Regions from separate parts of the Mus musculus genome. Here region 2 is linked to region 1. Evidence: chromatin loops called from intact Hi-C (ENCODE). Cell type or tissue: left cerebral cortex. All regions are shown on one strand. Links, peaks and the distances in the headings refer to the core of each region. The heading gives the core; the rest is flanking DNA.

Region 1 (16,290 bases), core at 4,511-12,510:
ATGTCTGAGTATGTAAGACATGTTTTTGTTATACAAGTGGTTTATTTAAAAATTGAAAGCAATTTGTCTGAAGAAAGGATTAATTGAATAAATAATGATTTCCTATATGAAAAATATGTAAAACATATAATATATAATTCAAGGCATAGATGAAATATCAAGAGGATTAGATTACTTACATAATTTCTGTAAAACTATCTAACATGAGAAAGCATGATACAAGATGATACCATAGCATAGTGCTACAGTCTGGTTGCTGTGGTCAGGGCATGAACTTGAAGCAGAAACCATGGAAGAATGCAGCTTGCTCGTGCTCATGCTTACCTAGCTTTCCTCTACAGTCCAAAGCTATTTTCTTAGAGAATGGTACTGCCCACAATGGTCTTGGCTTTTTACAGCAAGTATCAACCAAGAGTCTCCAACAGACACACCTAGAAACCAGCCTGACGAAGTGCTCAACTGAGACTCCTGTTTCAGATGATCTAGGTTATGTCAAATTGACAGTGTGTGTGTGTGTGTGTGTGTGTGTGTGTGTGTGTGTGTGTGTGTGTGTGTGTATGAGAGAGAGAGAGCGTGAGAGAGAGAGAGAGAGAGAGAGAGAGAGAGAGAGAGAAAGGATACCATGAGGTTATATGGATGGTGGGAACAATATTGTAGAAATCTGTAGTTTATTCTGAGATGAATAAGAAGGACATACAAGGTTTTAATTGGTGGGGAAAAGAATGATCATGATTCTGTAAACTGTGTTAGCTGAGGTTTAACAACCAAACCTGGTAAGTCCCCACTTCATGAAGTTTCACAGAGTAACAATATGTTGAGATTGTTACACGCTCAGAAGTACTGACACCACCACGGAAGGCTGCAAACAGTGAAGCTTAGCTTGTGGACACTTTTGCATAGCTACTTTAGCATGGAGCTCTTCTCCGTGGATTTAAGGGAAAAGATTTTGTAAAGAGTTCTGCAGAGTAGAATTTCATATTACATAGTTTTGCACATTCCATTTAAGGCATCAGAAGTCCTTATGGACCACTTTATGTTCAGGTCACATGGTGCTGATATGTGGATATCTGGTATGAGGCTCGATGGCTACCATCAGGCATCTGGGGATGTTAAGAGTCAGAAAAAGATGGCTGATGTCTGGGGAGGCCAAAAGTAAACAGCACGTATATATCATACACTACACATACACATACCTACACACATACACACACTCATTCTGTCTTCATCTTTGCCAGTGTCTCTTTCTGTGTGTTTGTGTGTATGTGTTTATTTCTGTCTTTGTTTGGAGAGTGTGAGCTGCCTTGTGTCTTGGTGCCTGCCAGGAGTCACCTGCCTAACAGCCTCTCTACAAGTGAATAAACTAAGTCTTATCTGCCTTAATTCCTCCAACTCTCTATCTAGCCTCCCAGCTTGGCCTGGCCCTCCTCCTTTCCTGGCTTTGGGGTTTACCTCCTGGCCATGAACATGGAGAATGCTTACAACACGGACCTCAACATGGTTATCTGATGTGCTACTTCCGGTTCCTCTCGTGGACATTCCCTGGATGTGGAAAGGCACCCAGAGGGGAGCTACGAGCCTTGGGGAAAGTGAAACAATAAGTCATGTTGTAAATCAGACTTTTCCATGGGAGTGAAGTAATTCAGAACTCAGGACATGTTGTCTACAGTTAGTAAAACCTGTTAGCAATTGATGCCATAATACCGCGTACAACTGAGCAGTTAGAGTTTGCCGACTCCGTACCTAAGCACTGCTCATTCTAAATTGTCATGCAAAGCTTGGCTCCCGATTTTCCTCCACAGAGCTGGGAAACACTTCTACTCCTCTGGCTGACATCTAAGAATCTCCTTCTTTCCCATGATGGCCATTCTTCCTAGATATTATGATACATTAAGAAAGGCAAAATCGATCTTTATAAAGATTCTAGATGCTTGAAGTGTGAATCTCCTGAATATAAGTAGTGGAGAATCTGAAGCAGAACAATCTTCAGATGTAGAATCTAATTTCAAACACTTGAAGATAATTGTGGCACAGATAATTTTCTTATAAACAATGATGACACGAAATACCATTGAGCACATCAGCTCTCTTTTCCTGGCCCATTCTTCTTTAGACTGTCCAGCGGTGGATATAAAGGCTCAGAAATGGTTTATTATAACTTAAATTTCTGTCAGTTATTACTGAAGAGAAATGTATTGAACTTAATATGTTAGGTTTGGGAAATCTATTTTCATTTGCTATAACCAATGGTCTGTCATAAGTGTGGCCATAGTGGGCTCCCAGAATCTATCTTCTATCTGCCCCTGACTAACACCACGTAGCTTCTATTTTTTTGTATGTTTATATAGTAGAAGCCCAGTTTCCAAAATCTAAAGTACGCTCTTTAATCATTCCAAAGAAAATAACAGTGATAAAAAGAAAGGTAACCTTCAGCAGAACTAATCACAACTATTAAAATATATATACGAAGTTGTCCTCAGTGAATACTATAGAAATCATCACCAAGAACGAAGACCAAAGTGTGGACACTTTGCCCCTTCTTAGAATTGGGAACAAAACACCCATGGAAGGAGTTACAGAGACAAATTTTGGAGCTGAGACAGAAGGAAGGACTATGTAGATACTGTCCCATCTGGGGAACCATACCATAATCAGCCACCAAATGCAGACACTATTGCATATGCCAGCAAGATTTTGCTGAAAGGACCCAGATATGGCTGTCTCTTGTGAGACTATGCCGGGGCCTGGCAAACACAGAAGTGGATGCTCACAGTTAGCTATTGTATGGATCACAGAGCCCCCAATAGAGGAGCTAGAGAAAGTACCCAAGGAGCTAAAGGGGTCTGCAACCCTATAGGTGGAACAACAATATGAACTAACCAGTACCCCCCGGTGCTCGTGTCTCTAGCTGCATGTGTATCAGAAGATGGCCTAGTCAACCATCAGTGGAAAGAGAGGCCCATTAGTTGTGCAAACTTTATATGCCTCAGTACAGGGGAACGCCAGGGCCAAGAAGTGGGAGTAGGTGGGTGGGGGAGTGGGTGGGGGAGCATGTGGGGGAATTTGGGGATAGCATTGGAAATGTAAAAGAAATAAATACCCAATTAAAAAAAAAAGAAATCATCACCATTAGTCTTATCTCAGCAAACCCATTTCAATATTTGTTAACTGATTGTAGGGCATTGCCTCTCAGGCTCTCTCTCTCTCTCTCTCTCTCTCTCTCTCTCTCTCTCTCTCTCTCTCTCTCTCTCGCTTGCTCTTGCTCTCTCTCTCTCCCCTTTCCCTCCCTTTCCTCTGTCTCTCCCCACAATGACTGGATTCTAATGAAGATAAAATAACAATGGATGTGATGCTGTTGGCGTCCAGATCAGGTTAGAAAACTCAAGCTTAGGAAAGCCAAATTCTACCTGGGGTTTCCTCTCCAGTTCCTGCTTTCACCACCCACTCCTGACCAGTGCTTTCCCTGGGAGCCCAGCCATAACACTATAAAGAAGGCCAGCTGATGAGGAGAAATCCAAGAGATGCTCTGGCTGATTAGTTCCAGCTAAAATTTAAGCCAGGCTCCAGCCACGGCCATCAGAAATGGAGAAAATCCGCTTTCAGATTATTCTAGCCCCACCTGGCCACTGGGTTCCACCAGATGACACTAAGTGAGAATGAAGTTCATTGTCTCTTCTAAACCTACCCAAGATAAAGACTTGTGAGCTTGATAAATATCCCTGTGTGAGCTGCTAATTTGGAGGTTCCGTGCAGCAGTATATGATGCTAACTTCTGATATTCAATTTATAGCTCTTGCGGCACTTCCTTCTAGAGTGACAAGAGCAGTGCTATAGTTCTCAGACAAGACCACTCAAGAATTACCCTCCCAGGAGGGAGCTGGCAACTTGGACTAGTCTGGGGACATACTACTCTTTGTTTATTGGGAGAACGGCATCTCATATGATCATCCTATCAAGGATGGACTTAATGAGAAAGAAGTGATTTTCCAGAGTAATATCCACATATGTTCTCATCAGAGTTCTTTAACAGAGCTGATCCTGCAGATGAGTCTATGCCTCTGCTCCCATTATTCATTCCTATACCATCTGCTTCCTGCTTTCAGGACATTTGTTAAAATGACAAATTATTAAATTTCTAGGCAAGCATTACTTAGTTACCTGTATTGCTTATCATATGTGAAACCCATGACAAGAAGGACAAATTCTGTCTTAGTTATCATTTTATTATGCAAACCTAGTACAAAGCTTATCAGAAATGTACTAAATATGTATTGACGTGTGGACACTCATTTATTTGTTTTAGCTTTGTCATTCTCTTTGACCTCCTCTCTCCTCCTGTGTCCCCATGTAGGATAGTAGACTCCTGTGAGTAGAGTCTATTTTCCCTTAATATTCAGTAAGTATTTACCAAGTGTGGATGATGCCCAGAAACATCCAATTCAGAAGTGGTTCAATTCAAAAAACATTTATCTGGTACTTAATATATTCAAGATCTATTATCTATTCTCTAGGGACTTGCTACCTAGCAAAAGAGGCAGACAAATGCACAAGCCATTATAATACCAGGCAAACCCTGATAGTGACTGCAAAAGAAGTGGGGAAAATGAGTGAAGAGCCATAACACAGGGAAGGCAGGGTGCACTGCAGGGTAGGGAACCAAGAAGCTTGATCAAAAGATGCTGATCATCAGAAATGGAAGAGAGAAGGCTGGGGAACATTCAGTAAGTGTTGCTATGAGGGGAAATCCTTGCAATAATGGAAGATATGAAGTGTTTCTGTACTCCTGACCCATTTTACTTTACTTATGTGATGTTAGCTAAGAAGGTCTTGCTATAGATCTTATAGATTTTCCTCAAAATGATGATGCCTGATAGCAAAGTATGCATACATGAAAGATCAGAAGTGAGGGGCTACAGTGTCCTTTAAAAAGAGGTATAAAATGATTGTTTCATGAACAAAAAAATACTAAAGAAAGTCCTGCCATGGTCAAACATGTTATACTTTAAGTGGAGAAAAGCTACAGTTGAAAGCTTTGTTTTCTAAATGTTTCAGATTTCTGCGTATGAGTGTTTCTCCTGAGTGTATGTATGTCTACCACACGTGTGCCTGGTGCCCACGGAAGGCAGGAGAGCGTATCAGATTCCCTAGAACTGGAATTACAAACGGTTATAAACCACCATGTCAGTGCTCAGAACCAAACTCAGGTCCTCTCTTAAGAATACCAGTATCCTTAACTACGGAGATAATTCTCCAGCCTCTTAATAGTTTCTTTTTAACTGATAAATAACAGTTGTATATATTTACAAGGTGCGTGTGATGTTTGACATGCTTGCACATTACACAAAAATTACTAGGGCCCAGTAATATACTTACCACTTTACTAGCATCAGAAAGGGGAGTTCAGCCTTGAATATTGTTAGACACAAGTGTGGGAATATACCAGGAGAAAGTGGGCAGTGGGCAGTTATAACCAGCATCCAAAGAACACAGAACACAGCCTCTCTTTATCTGAACACAACTTTCCTTGATTCCTTGATGCTGGGAAATAAGGTAGTTTCTTCAAAAGCCTACTGGAAAGACAGCGTAAGGACTGAGAAGAGGAGATAGCAAACTTTGTATGTGTGTCTACATGTCAGGTAGGGGTCTTAGTATACATTGGAAAATGGATTTGAACTTGTTTCAACAAAAAAAGTTTCCCATGACATCTGGCAGAAGATCAACATCAGAAAATAGTTGGGTCCTTACAAATCTTAATTTCAATAATCTCAGGAAAAGAATAAAGATCAATAATGTACATGGAGCTCTGGACAAGTGTGGAGGGGGATGGATGGTGAGCCAGGGTATGGGCTTGGTGGGGTGTGTGTGGTTATCCAGGGTTGATCATGGTATGGTATGAATAGTGAGTCTGGGCATGGTTAGTAAGGAGAGAAGCCCTTGGAAAAAATGTGAAGGACAGATAATTTAATAACATCTGTCCTATAGACAATAAATACTCAACACAGAATGTCTCTGCCATTAGGCTTTGTGGGAGCAGAAAGGACAGAACATTGTTGTTTGAAGCAGAGTCTGTAGAAAAAGTGAGAGATGGCCACTGAAGCAAATGTTTTACGTTTATGTGTGAAGAACATTAAACATCTAGTGTTCTGACAACTTTCAAGCATATACTACCATATTTACTACAGCTACCACACTATGCAAAAGATCACAAGAGCATCTCCCTCCCAACTGCAACTCTCTACTCTTTAATCCACACTTCTGCAGTCAGTGCCACACAACATTCTCAGTCCATCCATGCTTCCCAGGGAACGTCAAAGACCGTTAAGAAAATGTCAGACCTTAAAGAAAAGGTTTTATGAACCTCCATAAAATGTAAAAGCAGATAAATTCATCTGTGTGTTTGTTTAAAGTCTCTGGAAGAAACAATTCTTAGGGCTGATGTTTAGGTTGAACTAGTTAACAATGCGATGTCAACTGGCAGGAAAGCTCACTGGGTAGAAGCATTCGCTTCTTCTGAAGTCGGATGACCTGAGTTCTGTCACTGGATCCCATGATTGATAGAACCAACTCCCAAAAGTTTACCTGTGTTCTCAACATGGATGCTTGCAGGGAAACCCTGACCCTTCACATTAACTCATACATAAGAAAAATAAAGAATAAAAGTTTAAAACTGAAGTTTAATTCAAGATTATGCTTGACCAGTGAATTCCAGGCTAGTCTGGACTATGTGAAATTCTGTCTAAACAGAGAGAGTCATAGAGAGAAAGAGGATGTCTATTCTACTTAATATTAACATGATTGTGGACATTAATTCAATTTGAAAGCATGCAATATTGATCTCATACACACACATTTTAGACCAGTTGACATGTATGTAAATAAAATAATTTAAAAGTGTCAACAATTTCTAAGAGATGTGTATGTGACATGAATATGTAATTAAACCCAAGTTGCCATGGAAACCATACCAACAGCAGACCCTTCTTACCCTGGCCATTTTGTATACATAAAAGGAACTAAGTTTTCAAACTCTCAAATGAAATCTCCATCCTCAAAAAGGTGGTAACACTTTTTCCCTCAAATATGGCTTCCTACAAGCATGTTCAAGTCTTGCAATGATAGTTTTTATTTAAGGTGCTATCTTACTGTAGGTTTGTTTTGAAAATAAAATGTCAAGAATATTTTTTCTTGAGGATTAGGAAAATACTAAACACTGGCTATATACACTTCCTAATGAAGGTACCATGGATTTCAAGTTGCAGCTGTGGTCCACATACCTAACTTGTAGTTAAACCTTTGGTAGGACAGAAGGGTTTCCTCTGGGACAGAGAAGCTCATCAAACTAATCAAACCATATTAGCTTCTGGGGTCGAAATGACATTCTCCATTTAGGCTGAGATTTGGCTTTTTAGGGGGAAAACTAAATAGAGAAAGCAGATCCTTAATTTCTTCGAATTGTTAACATCTGCTTCAAACTCTGTGTTGGGCTGTTAACAAAGGGATAACTGTCTCTCCTGAGGTTGTGAAAGCCCGTTAGTTTTCTAAGTGGGCAAAGGGATTCCCAGTAAGTTAACATCCCTCTGTGTAAGCATATACTTATATGTATATACTTATATGTATATACTTATACATATACATCTCCATTGTGGGTGTTTAATAATTTCCTAATCTCCCTCACATACCAGCCTGATATTTTAACTTTCCCACTTGAGAAAAAGAAGTGGGGGCACTAAGAACTCAAACTCCTTTGTCTATGAAAGATCTGAGAACATTTCACTAAGGGCAAATGCTATATCCTTAATTTTGGTAAAAATTGTTCAAGACAGAAAAACCTGTGCCTGGCCTAAAAGCTGGCAAGTTCTCTTGGAGATAAAGCTAGAACTACATAGATGAATCCATCCAAATGAAGATAGCTACTGGGCAATGGGACCAATCACCAGCTAGAGAAGTGGTATTGCCTTCCAAAGGCATCTCATGTTATAACACTTCTCAACACCAATGTTATTTTAAAGATTTCAGTTATATGAAAAAGATACAGTCTCCCACATTTTAAATTTAGAATAGGATAATATATTTAACTGTCCCTTTCCCACCCTTCCACCCTCACCCATATGCTCTACATGGCACAGGTAGAGAGTCAGTCTTCTCTAGAATCTTCTAGCATCCGTTTATAGATTTCTTCCTAAATTAGCTTTGAAGAAAGCAACTGTTAATATGTCTAAAGGAGGGAGAGGCACTGTCATCGTGAGAAAAGGAGCCCCAGAAAACCCCTTTGTTCAAGAGATCTCTGAGAACTGATGCTCCTTCCTGAAAAGGCACAGACCATTCCAACTATATCAGAACTTTCATTGCCAGTTTTATCCCATTTAGTGCTAAAAAAAAAAAAAAAAAAAAAAAATCAACTACTTTCTGAAAATGGCAAATTCATTTTCATCTTAATAATTTGCATGTCCCATACTCTACAGGGACCTATGAGTGTCAATCATTTTAAACCTAGCACTGCCCTATGCAGTATCATCAAACCTTCCAGTCAGAGGTGAGAATATAGAAGCTTAAGTCATAAATTTTGCCAAGACAGCTACTAAGTGGCAAGCCAAGGTCAACCCCAAACTCGAGGCTGAGCCAGGATCAACCCCAAACTCAAGGCAAGACTCAGGATCCTTGGGCATGTGTAGCCTCCCACAAGCCTGAAGCAGGCTAAGCCAGAACTTGACCTTGCTGCCACTAAGGAGATTATCTAGGGTGGAGACTTCCTCCCTAGATCACTCTATTGTTCTGCCTTGGCCGCTGCTCCTCTTCAAGATACTGCTACCTGCTGAGAGGCCCCGGAGCTATTCAGGAGACTATGCCCTATCCTGCACGTCATCACCTGCAGCTGGTTCCAGGCTCCAAGGATGAATTGGCAGGAATGGACTTTCCCCACCTCTTTCATAAAGCGTGTCCGCCATTAAAAATTTGAACCTTGATCAGATTAGTTGTCTTTGTTCCATCTTTCCCTCGTCACCTAGTTTCCCTCTCTTTCAGTTCCAATATGCCTTCCAGGCTCGAACCCGGACACGCCAACAGGCATGTGTTAAGTAGTATGCGACATGAATTTATGAAAGAGAACAGACATATGAAAATCAGCTCACAAAATAAAGTTTTAGATTATTCTCCCTTTGGACACAACTAAAAACTGTACAAAGGCAGAGTTTTGTTTTTATGCCTCAAACACAATGGCAAAAACACTACCATTGAAATTTGCTGTGAGTCACATAATCATTCTTTTTTTCCTTTGACAATATTTTTGGAATAGTTACTCCTCAATGAAAGCCTCAATATGAAATATGACTTCTGACCAATTACAAACTTCTAAAATATATAACTTTGAAGATGAATACTTTTTAAAGAAATACCAGAAACATAGATGAAAAAGACAATGTCAGAGTGGGCTGCTGAGTGGGGGCTGTTTAAGGATGGTTTGCACACTAATGCCTGTCCTAATGTAAAACTATGCTACTCTTACTGTGTGCAGCATTCTCTGCAGTCTCTCCATCATCCACCACACACCTGCCATAGAGAAGGTACTCAGTACATATTTATTGAGTTGATCAATTCACAGTTGAATGTATGAACTGTAAAGTGCAAAGTAGAAATAGAACCATATAATGAATAGAACAAATATGGTAGAATCATGTCTTCGCTTCTATCACATACTGTAATGACACTGTGACATACTTACACAACACACACACACACACACACACACACACAGATTTACTTTGCTTTGATGTAAGCCTGTGGTATAGAAGAAGAAAGCTAGTCTCAAAACGACAACAGCAAAGAAGAGAAATATCAGAGAGGTGATGAAAATTCCTAGGAAAAGTAATTTCAAAGATTCAATATAGAAACGATCCCAGGATCTGGTGGTTTTATTTTCATCAATTGTTTTATTTCGAGAAGAAAGTCTGGTTCTTCTAACTTCTTAAGTGTGTCCCCACCAACATCCAAAATAAAAACAAACAAAAAGCCCAGATTGCTTCTCTGTATGGAGATGTGACTCTCAGAGAGCAAAAGATTTGACTTATTTTGGTAGAGAATAATCATGATAATAGGTCCTCTAGAATTTCCTTAGCACTGTTCCTGGAAAGGATGGCATGGAATGGAAAGTGTGACGCTTTATCATTTCAGAGCATAAAACGATTACAACGCCTTGCTAATCATTGCAGATAGCCTTGTAATTAAATTTATACTGAAAATGTCATCAGCTATTATCCATATATTAGATATATAAAATCAAAGTGTTTACAAACAATTTGACAAAAGTATTTCTTTTGGCTGTTAACCATGGGCCTGCTGTTCTCTTTGTATGTTGTTTGCAGTATTCCATGGTGAATGAGCTAATTGGAAATATTATGAAGTTAAAAGCATTAAATTGTTTTTATGTTCACTTGTTAAATGTTCAAGCGGCATATTAAGGCAATTTCAGCTTTCAGTTATCTACTTTTAAATTTTTAGTGATCTTTTTCTCCCTCAGGCTGCAAAAAGTGTCTGACCAAGTAACTGACATAGCTTCCCAGCACCTTCCATGAGCGTGCAATTTTAATGCCTTCTAATCATACAAATCAATATGAGATTTTTGTACTTGTGATGACCTTCCTGGAATTATCCCCCCATTTTGGCTGAATCCAAGTGAGTGGAGGCTATTTGATAAAAAAAAATAAAAAATAAAAAAACCCTAAGAGTGTGAAATACGAGCCCTTGCTTCTTCCGCCAGACTCCTCTTGACAGAAAGATGATAGAAGCGTTCCATCCCTCGGAGGGTAAATGCAAACTGACAAGAGATGAGCCTTTAGATGTTGAATATAATCTTGAATTGTGCTTGAAGTGTCTTATTATCTTGTCTTTTGATGTCTGAAGGGCGCCTCATTGTTAGAAAAGGAAAGCCGTCGCACAGCTTTGCCATCTTTAAAAATTGTTTGGCCTTTAACAACTGCTTTTCCAACTAATGTCCATTTCTCCTGACAATAAATATGGCAGGCCGACGGCAAGTGACAAACAATTTACTTTACATGCCACACTTTTATGGGTTTTGAGAGCTCATGTGGAAGCGTATTTTAAAAAGCCCATAGAAATTAGCAGTATTACAAATGTTAAGGGGCCTGGGATCTATGGGCATCCACTGATGTAAAGTTATTCATCTTGGCTCTTCCCTGCTGTTTCTGGTGTGATATCTCACAATTCTGGTTCTTTATTTATCATTGACTAAAAATAGCCAAGAGAAAATGAAAGAGCAGCAATCAGTTCTGACAGACTCCATGAAGGAAATGCACACACACACACACACACACAGAGAGAGAGAGAGAGAGAGAGAGAGAGAGAGAGAGAGAGAGAGACCCAGCGTGCTTCTAGTGTTCAGAATACTGCACACAGAACGCTGTTTTTAAGCAGGACACTGAGGTCGACAACGGGGTCCCTGCATTTTGCTTCTCATCTCAGAACCTTCACTTTCTAATTTCCGCAGTCACTCTGGCCACTCCGTACCCTTCATATCTACCAATTGCTCTGTGGTTTGTTTTTACCTTAAAAGTTTAATGATGCTCCTGGTCGATGGGATTCCTTAGCAGCTAAATCACAGGCATTGTAGTTCCCTGTCACACGGCCAGATTTCGTGAAAGCTTTCAGGATCTTTTCTCAGACCTCCCTCACTCTGAGAATCCATAAGAATTCTCAAAAGAACCATAAACCGCTACAGGCCTTGGGTTATTATGTCATTATGAAGCCATATTGATACACTGCTGATCACAAGACATGGGGCCCCATCTCTAGGCTGGCCCACCCAACTCAAGGCTCCCAGGAAACACCAAGCTCACTCCTTTCTTAAGCAGTCAGTTGCAGACATTAAGCCCTTCAAAGCAGGATACTTAACTTTAAAAAAAAAATTCCTTGTAGATTCCAGGTAGCTTGTTAAGAAATTACTATGAATACAAAACTATAATGGGAGAATCAAAGACTTCAAATTAAAGGATAAACCAATCTGCCTAAATTTTTGGATAATTCCTTAAGTTAATTTGAAATTCAAATCTGCCTTAATCTGAAGACTGACCAAAATGAGCCATCCAGCACTCAAAGGCACACACATACCCCCTCTCAGAGTCTGGGAAAGTCCTGTCAGAGGGTTGAGGTGATTCTCGCCCTATGGATTTGCCCATTCACTGACTACACTGCGATCTATTGCCAGCGTTCCATGGTTTCATTGACATGTTAGTTGTGCACAATGTGTCCCACATGCTGCTTCCTTTGCAGATTCTTTCCCCTTTTTGTGTATTTCTAGCTTTTGAAAATTTGGTAAATGAAATCGATGGATTAGGGAAAGGCCAGCTCTTACAAAGTCAAGCTCACCCCTCTACTCCTGTCCTATACATTCATAATTAAATACCGTGTGGTGTGTTTTCTTACTGGATTTTTATTCTCTTCTACCTTTGGTTGATTTTGGCAATAAGTGACTCTGCAGTAATGCTTTCATGCTTTTTAAACAGCTTCAAATGTTTGCATATTTAAACCAAATTAATCCTTTAGCCTTTCTTCTCTTCTGACAGGGTTGATTCTTGTCTTCAATGCATTACACAAAACCATTAATTTGCAAAAGCAAATCGTGCTCTACCAATACCAAGAGAAAAATCATCACATGTGGCAGTCAAAAGCTACAAACAAAAATGAGTATTACCACACTATCTCAGTAGCAAATGACTAAAATGGCAATTATTTCTTGCACATCACAAACCCACATACCTCAACACATGCCTATGTAAATGTTGATTCAGGCACACAAAATTCTTGTAGAACTGTGTGACAAACATTTTACTTACAATTGAACAAATTGTTTTTTGCTGATTAAAATAATGATCAGTACTTAATGTTGTGGTAGCTGATAGATGTATATCCACAAGTTGATACATGTCTAAAGTTTCCATAATTTACACATAGGTATTTTCCTGAGCTTGGATAGATTTTTTTTTTTTATTTTAAAAGCACATATACAGCCGGGTGTGGTGGTGCACACCTTTAATCCCAGCACAGAGGCAGGCAGATTTCTGAGTTCGAGGCCAGCCTGGTCTACAAAGTGAATTCCAGGACAGCCAGGGCTACAGAGAGAAACCCTATCTTGGAAAAAAAAAAACCAAAAACAAAACCAAAACAAAGCACATATACCTTTTCCAAGGCAAATTGTGTAGAACCTCAATTTGCTTTCCTGAATTAAAATTAAATTTACTAAATTAAAATGTACTGCGCAATTTCTGAGGAATCCTGTTGTTCCCTCTGGTACCAGACTGCCAGGATCAAAAAGACAGTAGATTACAGCCAAAATGTCCAAAAGTAGTCATTTGTAGTCCTTTATTAGAAAATTTTAAGTTTGATTCATTTTATATAAGATTACTATTTTTATATGCATCAGTCTACTCAAATAGTGCATGAATGATGTGAACTAAAAGAATGCTTACTATTATAAACTAGCCTTTACCACAAACTTTATCACACAAAATACATAGTACTACAAATGTGATAGACACTGTGAAGCACTGTGTGGATACATAAGAAAATATAGAGGAAAGTGCACTGTTAACCTTCCAATGGACACAATGTTTTTTTCTGATTCCTTGACAGCAACAAACTATTATGACAATCAGGTCATTCCCTGTCCCCATTAGTTGCATGGACTTAAAAGTAGGAAACAAAATATTTGTAAATTATTTTAATAGAGAAAAATATTTAAAGGCAGACATTTTATAGACAAGTATAAGAAAATGCTAATGCTAAAAAACAGGTCAAGACAGTCATCAAATCGATGAAACCTCCAGTATATCATTGGTACACAAGTCTCCGAAAAACACCTTCATTGTTTACCTTATTTTCAGGACAAACCAACAAGTTTTATTGGTGTTTTATCTGTGTTATTTTCTTAAAAGGGTTTTAAACATCTTAATGAATGTAACTTTCATTATAGAGTTTTACCTCTCATGGTGTTCAGCACAAAGAGCTTTGAAAATATTCAATTTATGTGCAATGATATTCTTAGTTTCTGCTATTGCAACTGGGTTACCTTTTCCCCCTCTTTAAATAGTTTTGATGGGAGTACAGTTCTCCAATATAAGTACTTAAACAGCAGTAGTTGCACATGGCTAACAATTTAGTGTAAAAATATATAACAGAGTCTTATTATATATTCAACTGCAATCACACTTAAACCAATGCCAGCATCTGAGGAAGTTTAAAGGTGCTCTCTAAGATTCTGAGATACAGTGCAGATACCCATGTAACATACTAGAAAAATGAAATAGGTAAATGAGTAGTGACTTTACAGAGATCCTGCACAGCAAGTGGCAGGACTAGACTTTTATCACTGAATACTTAGAACACAAAGTTAATTTCCATTTCTCTGAGGACAGACTTGCTTTAATGAAGAGAGATTTAGTGTTATATTTTTTTTCAACCTCTCCAAGAGAAAAACCTTAGTCTATCTGATAGTTCGGAACATAGCATTGAGCATGTCTATAAACAAGGCCACTCGGTTTTATATTTTTATGAACCTCAACTTTGGCAATCAGACGATTGGAGTTTATACTCAAAGATTGAGAGTTGGTCCACATGTTATTAACTAGATATTGCCTCATGCCTAATAACTGCCAAGATCTAAATCGTCTCTTAATGAATGATTTTTAATGTACCCATTACTTGGAGATATTCCAAAAATAAGTCCAGTATTGATAGTTTCAGAACTTCATTTGAGTTGGATGGAGCATGATGCTCCACAGGTATCCAACTGGAGAATGCCACAAAAAATTAAAACAAGTTATAGTCAGATTTCTAAGAGAAACACCAAGTAGAATCTCAAAGGATAAACATTTTAAAACTAATAAATAGCATAAACAGCTGAAAAACAAAACAAACAAACAAACAAACAAAAACACCAGCAAAATACAGAAACCAGGCAAACAAAAACAAGAAAATTTCAGAGCCACGGTGGATATTAAAGAGAAGTGAATCCAGGGAGAATGGCAACAGTTACTATGAGCTTTCCATAGCTACCTCTGCCTTTGGATATTTTTTAAAAATTTATTAAGCTGACAGCAGGAAATGTTATAGAGATTGCCCCCTGACAGGGCACCAGTTGGGTCTCAACACTTTGCTATCTTTCTCTTTAGCATTCGAAACTCAAGAAGTGAATTCAGTTGGCCAGGTGCAGATTTGGGTAAGTGCGCCTTCCCCTACAATTGCCTCACCTGCTTAAGAAAGGTTTGAGTAATCAGGGGCAGCTCAAGAGCAGAGCTGAACTCCCCCACTTCCTTCTTCCAGCTCCTTTCTTTTAAATGTGTGATGTCTGATGTATTATTAATCCCAAAACATAGAGCAGCAAGGTCGCCAAAGAGATGCCAGCTTTCCCACAAATGATCTGTTTACGATGAGGTAGCACACAAGCTTTGCCTGAAACAGCCTACTTAAAGCTCAGCTCTCAAGTGGAAGAATAATTTATTTGGTCAATTTTTGAAAATAATAACATTAATTCTATAACTAAACTAGGTAATTGAGAAAGTAGGCAGGCTAGTAAAGGACTAAGCCCTGGGAGGCACCTCTCTATTAATTATGACACAGACAATGCTGGACAAACTACCAAATGCTACAGTGCCAGGTAACCTTTAAGGTCAGAACACCATGACATTCTAAAGGCTAGGATGGAATGAATGATCTAAAGGAATGGCTGAGTGCAGACAAATCTTTTTTCCGACTGTTTATGGAACCATTTAACAATAACCAAGTATGTAAACCATGCCAATCAAAATAAACTGGAAGAGAGAAAGCCATAGGCACAGGCAGGCTGATGGACACATTCATTCCCTCTCAGCATCTTTAGACTCTGCGATGCTGAACTTCACTTCTATAACACTGAGCTGACCGGAGCACCCCAGGCGTCGTGAGTGGCAGAAAAGGAAAGCACCGAGGAAGTCCCCACTGAGTCTCCAGTCACAATGTGCTCCAGTGCAGTGCCGCTTAGCAATGAGCACGGCTCACTGAACCAATCTGCTGAGAAGTTTCAACAGAGGCACGTTTCTCACTAGATTTATGTTTATTTCAAAGAATAGTATACATATATACACACATATGTGTGTGTATTTCAAAGGAATATATATATATTTCAAATATATTTCAAAGGTATATATATGTGTATATATATGTGTGTGTGTGTATATATATATATATATATACATATATATATATATATATATACAGACATATACATATATACTTAATGTGGGTTTG
Region 2 (16,290 bases), core at 5,609-13,608, 150 kb before region 1:
AATATTTTTAAGTGTAACTATGATTCATAATTTTAAAACTTGACTTAGAATCTGGGCCTCACAGAGCAGGAACTTTAGGTTTTAACTTATCATATATTAACATTATCCAGCATATTCTCCACCCCTTCTTTCTCTGTGCATGCATACATGCATACCTTTATAGAAATGAATGGATAGTTCATATGTGATTTCCTTAGATTTAATAATATAATTTTAGGGAAAAGGGAACTATCAGTGAATAAGTAGTAAATTTCTTCTGGGTATTTTCCATTTTATTAACACGTTTAATCCTCAGTACAACCATTCTCATGTTTATTTTTCAAATGAGGAAACTCAATCATAGAGAAGAAAATGTGAAGTTATATAGGCACAGAGAATAAAAGCAAAGCCCAGACTTCTAGCAGAATCAGACTACTTCCCACTGCTACACAAACTCTCTAATCTGGAGATTTTCTGCATTACCATTTCCTTCTCAGGAGCCATTTAGAACCTGCAAATGCTTAAAAAAGACACATCACAGTCTAAAGTGAATGAACTTCAGGATTATTTTAATATCCCAAAATTGGGGGTTTATGACCCTTTAGTTGAGTTTCTGATTTTCTACTCTGGTTGTATTTCATCTGGAGATAAAGCAAAGCTTTCCCCTCAACACAGTCTACCTCTCATATCATCACTGGCGTTGTTAGGGAAAAGATGTTATAAGTGGAAAATTATCCATCATTTGTACCATTTTGATGAAAGTTTCCTCAAGTCTCTCTTGCTTTGTATTTTATTTTAAAAAGTTGAAGACTGGTGTGGGTGTTGAATTTTCAGTAGCCTGTTCTTTTCCTTGCTCCAAAAATCAGGATAACACTTGAGTATCACATCTGACCACACCCTTTCCATAGACAAGGATTCTGCTAGAGCATAATTTTAATGTATTTAACGTATTCACATTAAATTCTTGCTTCATAGAATGCAGTAGTTAAGAAAGCAGAGCAAAGCCGGGCAGTGGTGGTACATGCCTTTAATCCCAGCACTTGGGAGGCGGAGGCAGGCAGATTTCTGAGTTTGAGGCCAGCCTGGTCTACAGACTGAGTTCCAGGATAGCCAGGGCTATATACAGAGAAACCCTGTCTTGAAAAACAAAAAAACAAAACAAAACAACCAAAACCAACCAACCAACCAACCAACCAAACCAAAAAAAAAAAAAAAAAAAAAAAAAAAAGAAGAAGAGAAAGGAAAAGATAGAGAGAAAAAGAAAAAGATAGAGAGAGAGAAAGAACGAAGAGCAAGTTCTCAGATTCCTGGATGACTTTAAGACAAGTCAAATAGATTTGGAGAACTTCATTTCTGGAGATTAGAGTCCTATCCTGACAAAGCTGGACTTTTCACACTGTTACAATATAAAATCTCTAAAAATATGTCCATCTTGATCTAGTGGCACAGATTTCTCTTGTTCCTAGACTAAATTATTGATGCTACAGTTATCACTTCTTATCTCTTCTTGGGGAACTCAACAAATGACTTTCCTACAGCTGAACCAATAACTGAGGAAGGAGCGAGGGCCTTTTGATATTTTAGTTTGTTTGCTTTTGGTTTTCTTGCTCTGTGGAGTAGTTTCAAAGGTGCACACTGCTGTGGACTTGAGGGGATCAAATGATGATGCTGGGTGAGTTAGTTATTTGTTCCAGTGCTCTGACAAACCTGGCCATAGAAGCTCAAGGGAAGAAGGGTTTATTTTGGTTCACAATTCAAAGGGGAGTCCATGATAGCAGGGGGAACATGGAAGAAGTAGCCTGAGGCTGCAGGTCACTTGTGGCCGCAGTCAAGAAGCAGACAGAGAGAGATGAATGCTTCTGCTTAGCCAGCTTTCTCTGTTGTGTTGACTTCAGAATGATAGTCCATGAAATGGTACTGCTCAATTAAACTAACAGATCTCACAGACCTGTCTAGGGGTTCATCTCTGTGGTAATTTTATATCCCATCAAGTTCACAATCATGATAAAGTATGACACAGGACATATTTGAATATGGAATAGACCAAGATTGCATACAACTAATTGAAGAAATGACTCAGGTTTGCAGTTGCTGCAGGAGAGAGTGCAGGAGAGGAGTCTCTGCAAGGCATCTATGGTGGTTCTTTCCCATCACCTAGAGGACACACTTGTAATAGGAGCCATAGAAAATTGATAAGGAACCCAACAGTCTGCCAAATCTGAGGACCATTAGTTTTTATTCAACTGGACACATAAGGAAGTATCCTGCCATTTTGTTATTGTCCAAACAATATGATAGCTGAGTTACAGACAAGTCATTGTATATGTAGCTGTGACTAATGTGTCTGTTAAACCAGTATTTGTCTATGAACCAGACCCATGAAGTAGTTATAGTTGGTGATTTCATTTTTAAGGAATTCTTTTCATTTTTATTGGTGCATATAAGTAGACATATTTGTGTGGAGTGAGTTCTTGCCATTTATTGTTTCAACTTATTTGACAAATGGACATGCTTCTATCGGGAAAGCATCATTTGTTAGTATATGGGAATATCACCAGGGTTCAGGTTGCTCAGCCAGCCCTTCCTAGTTTTATGATCTAAAGCAAGGAATTCAGTTTCCTCATATGATAAATAAAGCTAGTTACTGGTTCTCAGCATTGGTCAGGCGAAGATTGCCTAGGTTAACATACGACAAGAAAACTAATGTTTCTGCATATATCTGGGGCAGCATGAATAATGGTACCTATGATGTTCAAGATGCTGGCAGGCATTGTACTTGGTGCTTTTCATACTCAGTATCTGTCACTGCAAATGTGCTGCTCAGTAGCTATAGACCTTCTCAGTCGGCTCATGCTTGCTTTATGAAGTACTCTTCTATCTGGTTTTAATTTCACATTACGTCTATTCTAGGCCTAGATCTGTCTCTCTGCAGTTTTGATTTTACCACATGACAATCCAAGGAGAAGAAAATCTGTAATCTTTTTCTTTAGACAGTTTTCAAAGAGGAGATAGAGGAAGCAAATGAGACAATAAGAAATGCCCATTAGTAGCCATCTGAGAAGGTAAAGTCTCAGTGAGCTACTACCCATACTCAGAATGATTAAACTAAAAACAATGGATAAGAAGAAAGAAAAAACAAATCCAAAACTGATAACCCCAAGTGCTGACAAGGGCATGAAGTCACAGCACCAGTTAGACATTGTTAATGAGATTATCAAACCATACATCCACTTTGGAAAACTGCTGGCACTTAGTGTACATCTAACAGTAATCTTGTTCTCAATATTACCTAAGGGAAATATAAAGTATATTCACAGAAAAAAGAAAACCAAATGATTATAATGTCTTTATTCATAGGTGCTAAAAAAATGAAAAACTATGCAGATGTTCTTACGCTGGTGAATGGATTAATCCTGAAGTCATGCAATGAAGTCCAATGCTAAGGAAGTTACCCTCTACTACAGAACGGGCATTCTTCAGGTCTGTATGTGAAATTCAGGGAGGTAGATTTGAGGGATGCCTATGGTTATGACTTTTAGGAAAAGGCAGACAATTGAGACAGAATATAGATGGTTGGCTAAGAGCTGAGGACCATAGATGGTTAATTTCAAAAGGAGCTTGACAGGATGTAACTCTCAATCTTACAGTGGTGGTAGTTACACTGGATTATAGTGTCTTCCAGATCTTATAGAAGTATATACTAAAAAAGGTAAATATGTTATAGACTGTGTAGGTCAATAAATCTAAGAAAATCCTTCTCAATATCAGGCCTACAACTCAATTAACTAAGCAACAAAAGATATCCTCTCAAATGAGTTCTTAAATACTGTCCCTGGATGACCTTTGCTGTCTTCAGCCAGTGTTCCTCTGTCAGTACAAGATGCAGTATTCTATTTGACTTCTTTCTGGTTGACTTAGCTATCTCACACATGGAATGCCTCACAAGTTCTTGATGCATGTCGACGTCACTCAGGTCTAAGTCACATGTCACTATGTTAGTGACCTCCTCTTTCCAGTACAGTTATATCTCTAGAAAATTCTTCTGTGACTTCTTTGGATCACTCATTCGGAATTTTAACATTTGAATTTTTATCTAAATGCTGTTTGTTTTCAAACTTATTCGCTCACTTATTCTTAGATGACTTGAACAGACATGTAACTGCGTAAGTAAACATATAGACTAGTACCAGAGGAGAAATCACCATTACAAGGAAGCCCTTCAGTGGGGTGTTCAGGTATGTCTAGCCCAGATCAAATGCAGGAAGTGGTGGATTTTCTAAACTCAGACAGAATCCACACGGAATAAAACTCCCCTCCTAGTTCCTCAGGGAATGCCAAGAAATGCTGTCCAAGAACACTTAGCACTTTTCTGGTCTAAGGTCACTTGGAAATACAATCTAAAAGCTTGAGAGACCTGTGAAGTTCCTCCAGGTGTTGATTTAGTGGCTGGCTCCCCCTAGGGGGCCACAGTCCTCACAACCTCTCTACTCCTTTCTTTAAAAGTTTGCTTAAAGGAAAATGTGTAGGCCATGATTCTTAGAAACTTGACATGGGATAGTTTTCATATTGATGTCAACTGGCCCTAAGAAAAATTACTGTTGTAGGTTTCCTTGGAGTGAGAACAGAGAGCACAATAATAATAAGGTGAATCTTTGTTAAGAGCTTGTATGGGCCAGACACTGTGATAATACCCTCAGGCATAGCATCAAGCCCTGTAAATTCTGTGAGGAGAGGATAAATGCACAACCCTTACTTGAAGTCCTCAGTCTAGATGCTTCAGTGCAAATGTATTCACATACGCGATAGTTATGAATGTTATTTATTACATGATGTCCTACTATGGTCGAGATAGCATAGGCAGTCAAGCATACTAATATTCTGGCAATTAAACCTCTTTCTTATAGCTCAGTGGCTAAGAGCACTTGCTGCTCTTTCAGAACACCAGAGTTTGATTATCACCATCAATTTTAGGTGACTCATGACTATCTATAATGAAAGCTCTAGAGGGTCCAAGCACTCTCTGGCTTCTGTCTGTATCTTCATGCATATGGATATACTTGCTCACATGCAGGCACACACACACACACACACACACACACACACACACACACACACAGACAAGCACACACAAATAAAAATAAAAATGTAAAAGGTCTACCTCTTTCTTTCTACATGAAGTTAGATAAATAAAATTTATATATAGCCTGATACAGGTTAAGAATAATTTTGCCACTAAAGGGTTACTGAAAACATCTTTGCTTCATTGAGAATTTTTGAGTTGTAGATAAAGATACTTATAGGCCTACACCCTCTGGCTGTTTTACAGTATGAGAAACTGAGGTATCGTTAGGACAACTAGCACACGTTCCCTCACTATTTGGGGGTGCAATCAGGAGGCATACTTTGATAGCTTCAGCTAAGAACATTCTCTTTCTGTGTGTCTCTTTCTCTCTCCCAGTCTTTCTCTCCCCCTACACATGCACACACACATGTATATGCATATACCCATATACACATGCATGCGGGTACACACAAGCACACATACTCATGCAGCTTAGAATCAGACACACCTACCACATGTGGAAAGCACACTTAATTTAACCCAACTAAACCATTAGATTTCTTCACCATCTTGCCCTATCTGATGAAGGTACATGAGATCTGAGCAGTCCAGGTGCTTCCCCTTGCACCCTTCTCTAGGCACCACCCTTGCCATGTTATTTTAACTTGTATCACCATGAGTTAGTTTTGTCTGTCCTGGCACTTTATGCAGGTGAGCACATAGGACGTACCCTTCTATATCCACCTTTCCCAGCTTCAGTCATGCTCCTGGAAGTAGGTGAACTTTGATCTTTTCTTGTTGTGTGCCAGTTTGCTATGTGAGTGTATCATTGGCAGTTGGCCATTTTTCTCTCAGTGGACATGTGACGTGGTTCCGGTTGAGAGGAGGTTCTTACTGTCATCGGCTGTCAGAGTCTAGCTCAGGCTTATCCATAGGCTATCACAATAGAGCAAACCAGTTCCTCCCATCAGAATAAAGGCAGCTTGTCCACAAATGACCTTCCCCTCTGTTTATAGCTGTAATGTAGGGATCTTACAAGATAGGCTTTTTCTGTAAAGGGCCAAATAGTAGATGCTTTGGATTTTGTGAGCTACATGGCTCACCAATATGGACTTTGCCACTGTGGTGCATCAGCACCATACATAATTTGTAAACTGGTACATGTGTACTCCAACACATCTTCAGTTGGAGAAACAGGAGGTGGTGAGATTTGATCAGTAAATTACAGTATGGCAAGACTTCCTTTCTAGTGAATGTTGTGAAGTCATTAAATCATTGGCAGCCTGTTCCTTAGTGTGGGACCCTGGCCTTTTCTTCACTATCTCTGCTTTCAAGCTTATGATGTAGAAGGTTTGATTTGTCACACACTGTGCCATGATGTGCTCTTCACTGGGATCTCAGACTAATGGAACTGAGTGATCATGGACTGGAACCTCTAACAGTATGAAAGACAACAAGAAAACTCTTTAATATGACAAGAAAAGTGTCTACGTTCTTTTGTTGTAGTGACGGAGAGCTGGCTATGGACCACTTGAACGAGTAACGTTTAACCTGAGTTTGTAGATGCTTCATAGCATGTATACTGGTGGGTAGTATGCAGCACTCTTGTGGTACATCTATGAATAAACTTCAGGGCATTTGTATGGCCTGAAATTATATGCAAAATGTGAATTTTGGGGGCATATGTATTTTTTGGTAGCTCTTACTATAGCTTTTCTTTCTTTCATTCTTTCTTTTCTTTGTTTGTTTGTTTGTTTGTTTGTTTGCTTTTTCGAGACAGCGTTTCTCTGTATAGCCCTCACTATCCTGGAACTCACTTTGTAGACCAGGCTGCCTCAAACTCAGAAATCCACCTGCCTCTGCCTCTCAAATGCTGAGATTAAAGGTGTATGCCACCACTGCCTGGCTTACTGTATCTTTAATGAACACTTAAGAGATATTTTTTTTTATCCCCAGATCAGGAAAAAATGGGAACATGGGAAATGGAAAAAGTCAAATAGTTTGTTGCCACATAGGTTGCCAAGGTAATTTTTCTAGCCAGTAAAGGCAAAGCATCCAAATTTTGAATTCAGATATAAATTTCAGAAAGGGATATCCTTCTTTAGACAAATGAGTGGTTTTTCATCTGAGAGGTACCTCCCCTTTTGTATGAGTCTTGCCCACAAGGCGTGTGGTCCAGTAGTGGCAGACTTACAGGTAGGTTAAATGAGTTTGATGCTGAAGCACTAGGTACCACTGCTGTTTCTGAGGATCAATAATCCCACATGAATGATAGTATCTGTAGCTCTAAATTTCTATCTTTATATAAGTGCCCATGGCGCAGGTCCTTCTGTATGGGTTCTATGTCTCCAAAGCACTTCCTACACTGAAAAGACCAGCAAGATAGTGGACACATTATTGTTAACTGTATTTCATGTTCTCAATTCCTTTGAGAAAGGTCCTAATTAGTCTAAGCAGTGTTTAATGTAAATCAAGTTTCACTTTCAAAATTTCAATGGCCCCATTCTGACAGAATGTAGATTTTTTTAATGCTATACATAAAACATGGGTGCTAGTAAAACACTGTAATGACAGGCAGAGAAGAGCAGAAATCAATACATAGAAAGTTCCTGAAATTAGGTAGGCATGACCTCCTGCAGCAGCCTGCGAAATAACCCTGGGCAGCCAGCCTTGCTGGGTAGTTGCAGAGGGCTGGGACTGTCCACTCTAGCCAAGCTTCTGCAGGTGAGTCCTCTGACTTACCAGGGAGGGAAATGCAGCTGAAGGATGCCCTGAATGAAAATCGTGATGCTAGACAACCCTTGGGACACTGCTGAGATTCTCAAAGCCCTGATTTATTTCACAATGTAATTCAATTATGGTAAACAGAGCGTGCTTTTATATTTTCCAATCCTCTTATACACCAAATCACAAAGCCAGATACCTTTTATTAGTGTTTGATAGCATGTGGTTAGCAGGGTTATTAAGAAAATAAAGGAATGGGGTACTTACAGATTTAGTATAAACTATGATTAATTTTTATTAAGAGGATACATTTATAAATCATGAGCTGACAATTTTTTTAAAGATTTTTTTTCTTGAGTTGGGTAGATCTTTGCTATGCAGAATGCAGAATTGTATATGAGATATTTGAGTGTCTGAAACGATGTATGATAAATGAAGTAGCATGCTACTTATACGCTTATCATGTTCCCTGACTAGCAACAGGTTCAGCAAAGGGCACAGCCAGTAAATGAAATTTTCCACCAGGACAATATATCATCACAAGAAATGTATGCGCTGAAAACTTACAAGCTTGCTCAAGATGCGGACAAGGTGTGAAATGGTAAAAAATGAAAAGCAGCCAGATCGTTCAGCAAATTTCAAATTCAAGTGAATATTGGTTGGAGCTGATGCCTTAGCTGTTTCAAACCACAAGAGTGAGAGAGAAGATGCAAACACTGTCTGAAGGCAAGAATAAGTTTCTGTTATTACCAATGCCACAGAAGCAAAGTAAAGGGCACAGTGCTGTACATGGCTGCTATGATATTAACTGAGAAAGAGGTTTCTGTTATATTTTTTTGAGGAATCTTCATTATGTTTAACCTTGAACAAGTCTCTTAATACTTCCACACTTTCATTTTTCTGCTTGCTAAATGCAAGGGAGAAGAAATAATCTTATAAAGTGTCCCCTTTAAAAAGAGAATTTCGTGGTTCTCTGATTTTTATTTTGAAACCACCAAAAGAAATGGCCAGAGTAGAGGGTTTTCAATACATATTATATTAACAGTTTCTCAGGAGGAGCTTGCAATTGCATTTTGCTGCTTAACCCAATAATAGCAGCATCTACTCAAGGGACATGCCAGAAAATGCAAATGTGCTTGGTTAGTACTTTCTTTCAATAATTATCATACCTTGTAGCTTATTCTTGCCATCTTTGATTTCCTTCAAAGCCACTGAACAATGATCCTGTCACAGAAGTGTCTGTACAATCCAGGAGGTGCAAGCTAAGTCCCCCCACATGTTAACATCAGGAGACACCAAGGACTGCTGATAGGCACCAGGCATCCCATTTCCCTTTGCTAGCTACTTCTGGTGACAGTGTGAAGTGACAGCTGCAAGGGTGAATTACCTGCAGGTGGTGTCAATAGGTAGAAATGACAATAGACCTCAGTGACAGCTATTCTAAAGAAGAGTTTCCTGTATGTTAAAAAGCTCAGTGCAGACAATACCCAGGAAGTAAAGGACTAAATGCAATCTGATGGAGACCAAACCTTGTTAACACCAAGGACCTTAGAGGAAAAACAGGCTGAGGCTCAGTGACATTGAAGGAAAGGGGCAATGTGGGCACCACATCTGTGTGGCCCTAACTGGCTGAAGTGGAGGTGGTAACAACTGCCTTACCAAGTCACATGTGAATGACTAGGTTCTCCCTGGAGCCTCCTCAGCTGCTGCTTCATATGTGGGAGCATTCTCCTCATGATATTCACTAATCCCTCTGTGACATTGGTTTTGTTTCTTCTCCTCCTGTTCTAGAAAGGAATGCCTGTGAATCTCGGCCAGTAAAAATGGGCTTCTAAAGTGAGTCAGGAAAGTGAAAACCCTATTTATAGCGAGGAACAAAAAGATGAGATGATACTAATTAGGATAGGAAAAGTAGCGAGTCCTAAACTGTATGAGATGGCTGGAATCACCATCCTGGTGGGTACTGCCTCTAGGTAAACAACCCAGCAGATTGGGATGTGTAAGGTATTACAAATGTGTGAACCAAAAGTAGAAAGAGAAAGAACAGGCTCCTGAGCACAGTGAGAAAGCTAAGTCTGAAAAGAGTTGTAGAAGACAGCTTATATTCAGCTAAGTCTGGCAACAAAGTTATTTTTGTCAGATGGCGCCCTGATCTGGATGGGTTTCCTTGTAGAAAGTTGTTACATGTCATAGAAATAGAAACAATGGGATTAGTGATGCATGGAAAATTCAGTGTGCTGGCAAGAAGACTGACATTAGCAGGAAGCAAAGCTTTTTTGAGAAGTCTCCATTAAATAGTCATTTTGCTTATGTGGAGAAGAGATAAGAAGCATGTTTGGAACAAAGGATGCTTTGACACCTGGGGTAAAGGGTAATGTTCTGCAAAGCAGGATGGCCAGAGACACCAAGAAAGGCAGTCTCCAGGAGCACATCCAACAGGCCATCCCAGCCCGCCTCCTTCCTAGAGATGAACACATGACTGCCTTTTATCTTCATCTGAAAAAAAAATCACAGGGTCCCAACAACCGATGGACACTAATCTTCACAGCAAAATTTATAGAGGCTAAGTCTCAGGAGCACATAGGGCCACAGTACTGTGTGATATCAGAGAGTGCCATCTACACACATTCTCTCAGCAACCCATGAAGACTTCCCAATAGGGCACGGTTGAAAGCATCCATGTGCTTATAAGAGAATATTTCCACTCATGTTCACAATCTTATTTTAATTATAATAATTTCTGAGAATATCATCATATTCAATATTTAAGGAATTCAATTCATTATTAAAACAGAAACACATTATTTCCTAATAGAAAATTTCCAATAACCTTGGCTTATTGTCCACAGGATGGAGCTCATATGGTACTGGCTTTAGCATGCACTATCGGTGGAGTTTCTAAACAATTTATGCTAAAACAAGCAGGACAGGAGGTCCACATATCTGTGGGTAGCAGAACATTAAAGATTCAAAAATGCTTTCCTCTGTGCTGAATACCATTTAATGAAACATCTCAGAGGAAATAACCGCATGCTCTGATTTCACAACTGGGAGCCCGGAAAACACGAGTGGGGGACAATTGAGCAGATGGATTGATATAATTAAAGTCATAAGGTTTTATGTTTTTTTAAAGACTCTGCTGTGCGGGAAAATGAGTCACTGGGAAGAGCAGTAATGTAACCATGTGGTGGGGGTGAGACGCCCAAGCTCACGTTCCTAGTAGAACGCTGGCTGCCAGCAGGAGCTTGTATGACCATGTGGAGAGGTCCCAAGAGCAAGCTCTCTGCTCCAGGGCTCTTTACTCAGCTCACCACAGGCCGCTGGACAGAATGGCTCCTCCGTGGAATAAGAGGGGAAGGCATGGTCCTTGGCAAACTGTTCCTTCCAATTGCAGATAACAAGAATATAGCAGTGCAGGAAGCTTCACACTGCCTAGTGTCTGTAAGGTTTTAAATTACTGAGAACTTAAGGAATGTGAAAGGCAGCTAATATGACTGAAAATTCAAATGGTGGAATTCAGGCTAAATACCACAATATTGAAAGATTTGAAAAATTACCTAGTTTTATGTACTATCTTACTCAGTAAACTATGCTTTCTCTATTGCTCATGTTGGAATATTGCAATATTGAGAATGTGGGTCAGAGTGCCTTTTAACTGGTATCCTTGGGACACAATGAAATCTCTAGTTAATAAAACATCTGAGGAACAAGCAAGTTAGCTAATCATTAGCTAACAATTCATACTTTGTAAGAAAGCATCTTAAATATTCAAGTTATAATATTTTTCTAAGAATCCAAAATATTATTGGTGATAAGCTTAAAAGCCAAGAAGAATAGTTCCATGAAGAACAGAAATATTACAGGCACAGTCAAGAAATTTTGCAGAGATCCTTGAGAGAGCACAACACTTTATTTCATGGGCAAATTCTAAGTTTAATGCCATGAAAATTGATCCCACACCAGCAGACTCTTTGCCTGTAGCATGTACCTTATTTCAGACCAATGACATGGGTCACAACTACTTCTGATCTTAGCAAGTCATGGAAACATGACACAACTGCTGCAGCAATGATATTTGCTCCATATGTTGAGTTCAGTGAAGTCCCTGGTACTAGGAAAGTCAAGGAGGATCTGAGCAGTGTCAGCTGCTCATTCTGTCCTGTTCTTGCCATTCTGTAGCAATATACTATCCAGATTTACTCAGTAAATATGGGAAACCTACTCTAGATGGAGGAACTGACATGCATTCTTATAAAATTGAGTGCTTTCTCCTTTAAATTAAAGAATTCTCAATCTAGTGCCTACAAGTCACAGCCTTACAAGAGGAATTCCCTTCATTTTCCAGATTATAAATGCAGTGGCTATCATTCTAGTTGGTGACCTTGGCCATTTATCAAGAGAGAGCAGTTAACTTTGATCTAGAAGGGGAACAGGTAAAACGCATTGATTAAGTTCTATCCTTTTTTATTACTGGAATCTTTGTACCCTATTTGTCTGGTGTTTGTGTTTGGAAAGATGAACAATGAATAAACATCTAGGTAATATCTGAAAAGCATGTCAACACTGGTATATATTCAGATGGTAATCATAAAATAATATTTTTATCTGCTTGCAACATTTTAAACTATTGATGTGTTTCAGGAAAATATATTTATAGCAGCTTTTATCACCATAATGAGAAACTTCAATAATTTTTATGTATGTTGACTTTTCTACCCTAAATAAAGAGAAGAATCATAGACAACATTTTACATTCACTTCTTAAAAATAAATTTTACTTGTTCCAGAATGGTTGATAATCACTTATAACAATGCAAGCGTTCTGAATGGGGGTTGGGGATCAGAAAAACATGGATTTAAATTCAAGTTCTCTTAAAGTTGCTATATTTACCAGGGCACACTACTGAATGACAGAAACAACCCTAAACATAATCTCTTTTGTTGTTGTTGTTGTTGTTGTTGTCATTTGTCTTTTGGATTTTTCTAGCCATACAGTTGTCGGGTAAGGGCCTGCTCTACACAGGTGTCAGGAAATCTCTAGGCCTTTCCCTAAGTTCCCTAGATCCTCTGCGTCTGAGAGATGGGGTGGAGTTTAATAGCACAAAGCTTTAAGGGTAATTCTGGACGAGGATACCCGAGTTTCCTTACATTCTTTTGGCCAGAGATGTCACAGAATCCTAATTAACTACTAGACAGAATAGAAGATATAGTCTACAATTCCATGTGAAAAATAGGAAAGGGTATTTGTTTGTTTACAGAAACATCTTTGTCATGTCACCCAGTCATTTTCAGTCAAACTTCTATCTTACTTAAAATGGCCCAATTGTATGAAGTCCATCAAGCAGAAATGACTAAAGACGATGTTTACAAAGCATTTAGTGTCTGGTATCTAATAAGTGGTCAAAATGCTATATTCTTGGAATTTTATTTAATTTCTGAAGCAAAAGTGCACAAAACTATGAAGGATACAAACGTGTTTCAGTCACCCTAACAATATTAAGATCCTTTGCTTACCACAATTTCTAGCCAGGAAATCTTTCACTCTGTGATTGTAAATCCAATCCGGCTTTCTCCCCCATTGCCCTGTTTCTCCCTCTAACATCTCTAAGGTCAGTATACTTGACATTTTGGACTGCATAGCTTTGGTGGCAGGGCTGTCCTGTTCCTCACATTCAGAATTGTCCCTGTAGACTCCAGCAGCTTCACCTCCTCCAAAAGGAACAACAAAAAATGTTTCTAGACATTGCCAGATATCCCTGGCAGTTGGGGGGTGAATCACTACTAGCAGAGCATTTCTGTGCTAAATATTATTTTTCTGTATTGGAGATTGAGCTGAGGGCCTTGTGCATGCTAGGCTATCTCTCTGCCACATAGCTACACTCTCCATCCCTTTCTCTCCCTAGCATTTCTATACCTTATTAATACAGACCCATTTTGGGTGGTGGTTGTATTTTACAATTTGTATTGTAACAAATCTTGTTGGCTAAGATTTCATCTGACACATGCACACCACATTAAACATACTGACAAATAAGGCCTGGCATTCCGCTTTTGCTTATTATTTACTTCAAGAGTGGTCGAAGTGGTTGGTCTGATACTTCTGTGGGAGGCTGTGTGCTGTTCTCACTTTCCTTGCTGTGGGAAAAGGAAAGCCACCACAGTCAGAGGCTGGAAGCTGTCCTCTTCAGTCACTCTGCTCCTCAGGCCTTGCTGGGACCTGTTACTATCTCCTCGTACCAGGGTTGTGCCATACAGCCCTGCTGCCTTGCGCTTATACAAAGCTTGAGGGAATTGTTTCATTTTCCCTTAGTGTGAGAACTAAGTGGGATGAATTTTGCATTCACTGCATGCTCAGCTGATGTGAACTAGGTTTGCGGCAGTATATGGTTGCATTAAAAGTAGATATCTCTGTTAGAAACCCCCCACTATCTTACAATGTTCAAGGCTACACACATTGTTCAGGGCAAAGATGGCACAGAAAAATGGAAAAGCAACCATTACAAAATCCATACTGGGCACATACATTTTCTGTGTGAATGACATGTTTTGTGTAAATAAAATTCATGTAATTACTATGAAAATTTTGATCAGCAGTGGTTCTTAATGCATGACCTTAAATGCTAAGTTGATCAGTTGACATCAGAGCCACTGTAGTGAACACTTTATTGATGGAGGTATTAGGCAGTCAGGCCACAGGATGAGGATAAGAGATGGAGGAGGCACGGCTTCCTTCTAAAATAATCCCTGATTCATTAACATTGGGCTGGCCTGAGTGTTTGCTTTCATATGCTTCTGGAAAGACTGCAACTTCTTCAGTTTTCTCTGTGGCTGACCTTTTGGACAAGGTTTCCCAGCTCTTCAAGACTGTTTCCTTATGTACAGCTGGAAGACACACAAACAAACGCCACCTTGTTTGTGTGTGTCTCTCTCCAGCCCTTTAGGTATTCCCAAGTAAATGTCAAGGGGGCTGCTATCTTCGAACTGCAGCTATCAATCTACCAGAAGCAGCATATCTCAAGAGAGGCTCTCTTCACTAAACAGGAACTTGATGCTGAAAAGAATCCCTGCATCCCATTTCATAAGAACTGCTTAACACTCTGTGGTCCGTGGTGGTCACTGATGGATTAGCAGGGATGTACCTGTGGTTGCAAAGAGATGGAGATCAGAAGGCTTTCAGTGTCTGAGTCTGGTCCCCAGGGTATGTTTATCCCACGTTCTGTGGAGTCCACAAGGCACTCCCAGTACAGCTATTGTGGAACCATCCATGAACCAGGGAGCAAGGGTCCTAGGCTCAGCAGCTATTAATTAAGTGAATTGTTCCCAGGACTGCAATTACAACCCAAAAGATCCCACTTAGCATCTCTTCAGGAATCTCTTGTTTCTGTAATGCTGATGTCTCTAAAAGATTCATTTGTGGCCACTTACTGATTACATTTACTTCAGTATATTGTTTCAGATGGACAGGACGGGAAGCCGATACTAGATATTGACCTGGACAGCATCCTGCGATTACATAGCTGCCCCAGCTATCATTAACCACCCTGTTTTATTTTCTGAGTGCCACAAACACTACTGATGACAGACCCATGACCTTTTCCCTAGAAGTGTTATGAACTGAATGCACGCAGAAATGATGTGAGGGATGTATGCCAGTTTGATTCTTTCAATGCTCTGACAGTCTCTGGCTCTGAAGTTGGAGCACATTTTGGAGGGAGAGTTAATTGCATTCCATTTGTATAGAATAACTAACAACCTGAAAGGGGAGAGGGGAGAGGGGAGAGGGGAGGAAAGGGGAGAGGGGAGAGGGGAGAGGGGAGAGGGCAGGCCCTCCTTTGTATATAGCCTACTCCAGCCCACTCTCAAAAGCAAAATTACTGTGCTTTATTTTTAATTTAAAAAAACACAATTTAAGTCACCACCATTAAGGAAAAAAGTAGGTGAGCTAGGTAAAGTACTTTTTGAATAAGCATAAAGACCTGAGTTCAGCTCCACAGAACCCATGCAAAAGCTGACATAGCAGCCAGTATCTATAGCTGCAGTGCTGCGGTGGTGACAGTCAAGTAGGGCTCAGGGATGTGTGCCCAGTCTAGTTGAAGTGGCAGTAAGAATCTTGCCTCAGGACTTGGGGAGGGAGAAGGGAGATCAGTACAGAAGGGGAGAGAGGAAGAAGGGGAAAATAACACTAAAAATGTTTGAACAAGCCATAATGGATTACTTTCCAAATGATATACAATACCTAACAGTATATATAGTTTACATAGCATATATAGTTTAAATGAAGTGAAGCCACTTAGGCTGACAATGTTCTCTCCAAGAGCCATATATTAGCTAACCAAATTCCTAATACCAGGCAGAAAAAACAGCTTTTCAAGTTGTTTGTCAAGGAAGTCCAAGAGACTCCCAAAACAGCATAGACTTAGTTGCCCCCACAAATCTGAAAGGTATGTGCCTATTGCTGAAGACATCACATACTTCAGACTCAGTACCCAGTGGGTCTGACCCGGTTCTGACCCCAAAACCTCCTC

What was found. A loop is a pair of places that touch in the nucleus more often than their neighbours do. Peaks named below come from ENCODE experiments on the same cell type or tissue, not always from the same donor. Only the 100,000 strongest peaks of a DNase experiment are listed, where the experiment ranks them.
Region 2: a loop joins it to region 1, with 3 times the contacts of the local background. A loop is called at or near these places in 2 of 42 quality-filtered maps.

The regions. Positions count from the first base shown.
Region 1 is chr13:18,477,264-18,493,553 of GRCm38, forward strand. No RefSeq gene overlaps it. Among named protein-coding and RNA genes, the nearest start is that of Pou6f2, 100 kb to the left of the region's middle. In left cerebral cortex, for the core only: no CTCF peak of the experiment used is centred there; a DNase peak (open chromatin) is centred at 8,074.
Region 2 is chr13:18,328,356-18,344,645 of GRCm38, forward strand. The region is part of intron 3 of Pou6f2 (POU domain, class 6, transcription factor 2); the gene reads right to left. Gm46402 (a long non-coding RNA gene) reads right to left here. Exons shown (of 2, transcript XR_001780867.1): 2 at 11,914-14,904. Among named protein-coding and RNA genes, the nearest start is that of Gm46402, 10 kb to the right of the region's middle. In left cerebral cortex, for the core only: no CTCF peak of the experiment used is centred there; DNase peaks (open chromatin) are centred at 9,805 and 10,903; H3K27ac peaks cover 887 bases.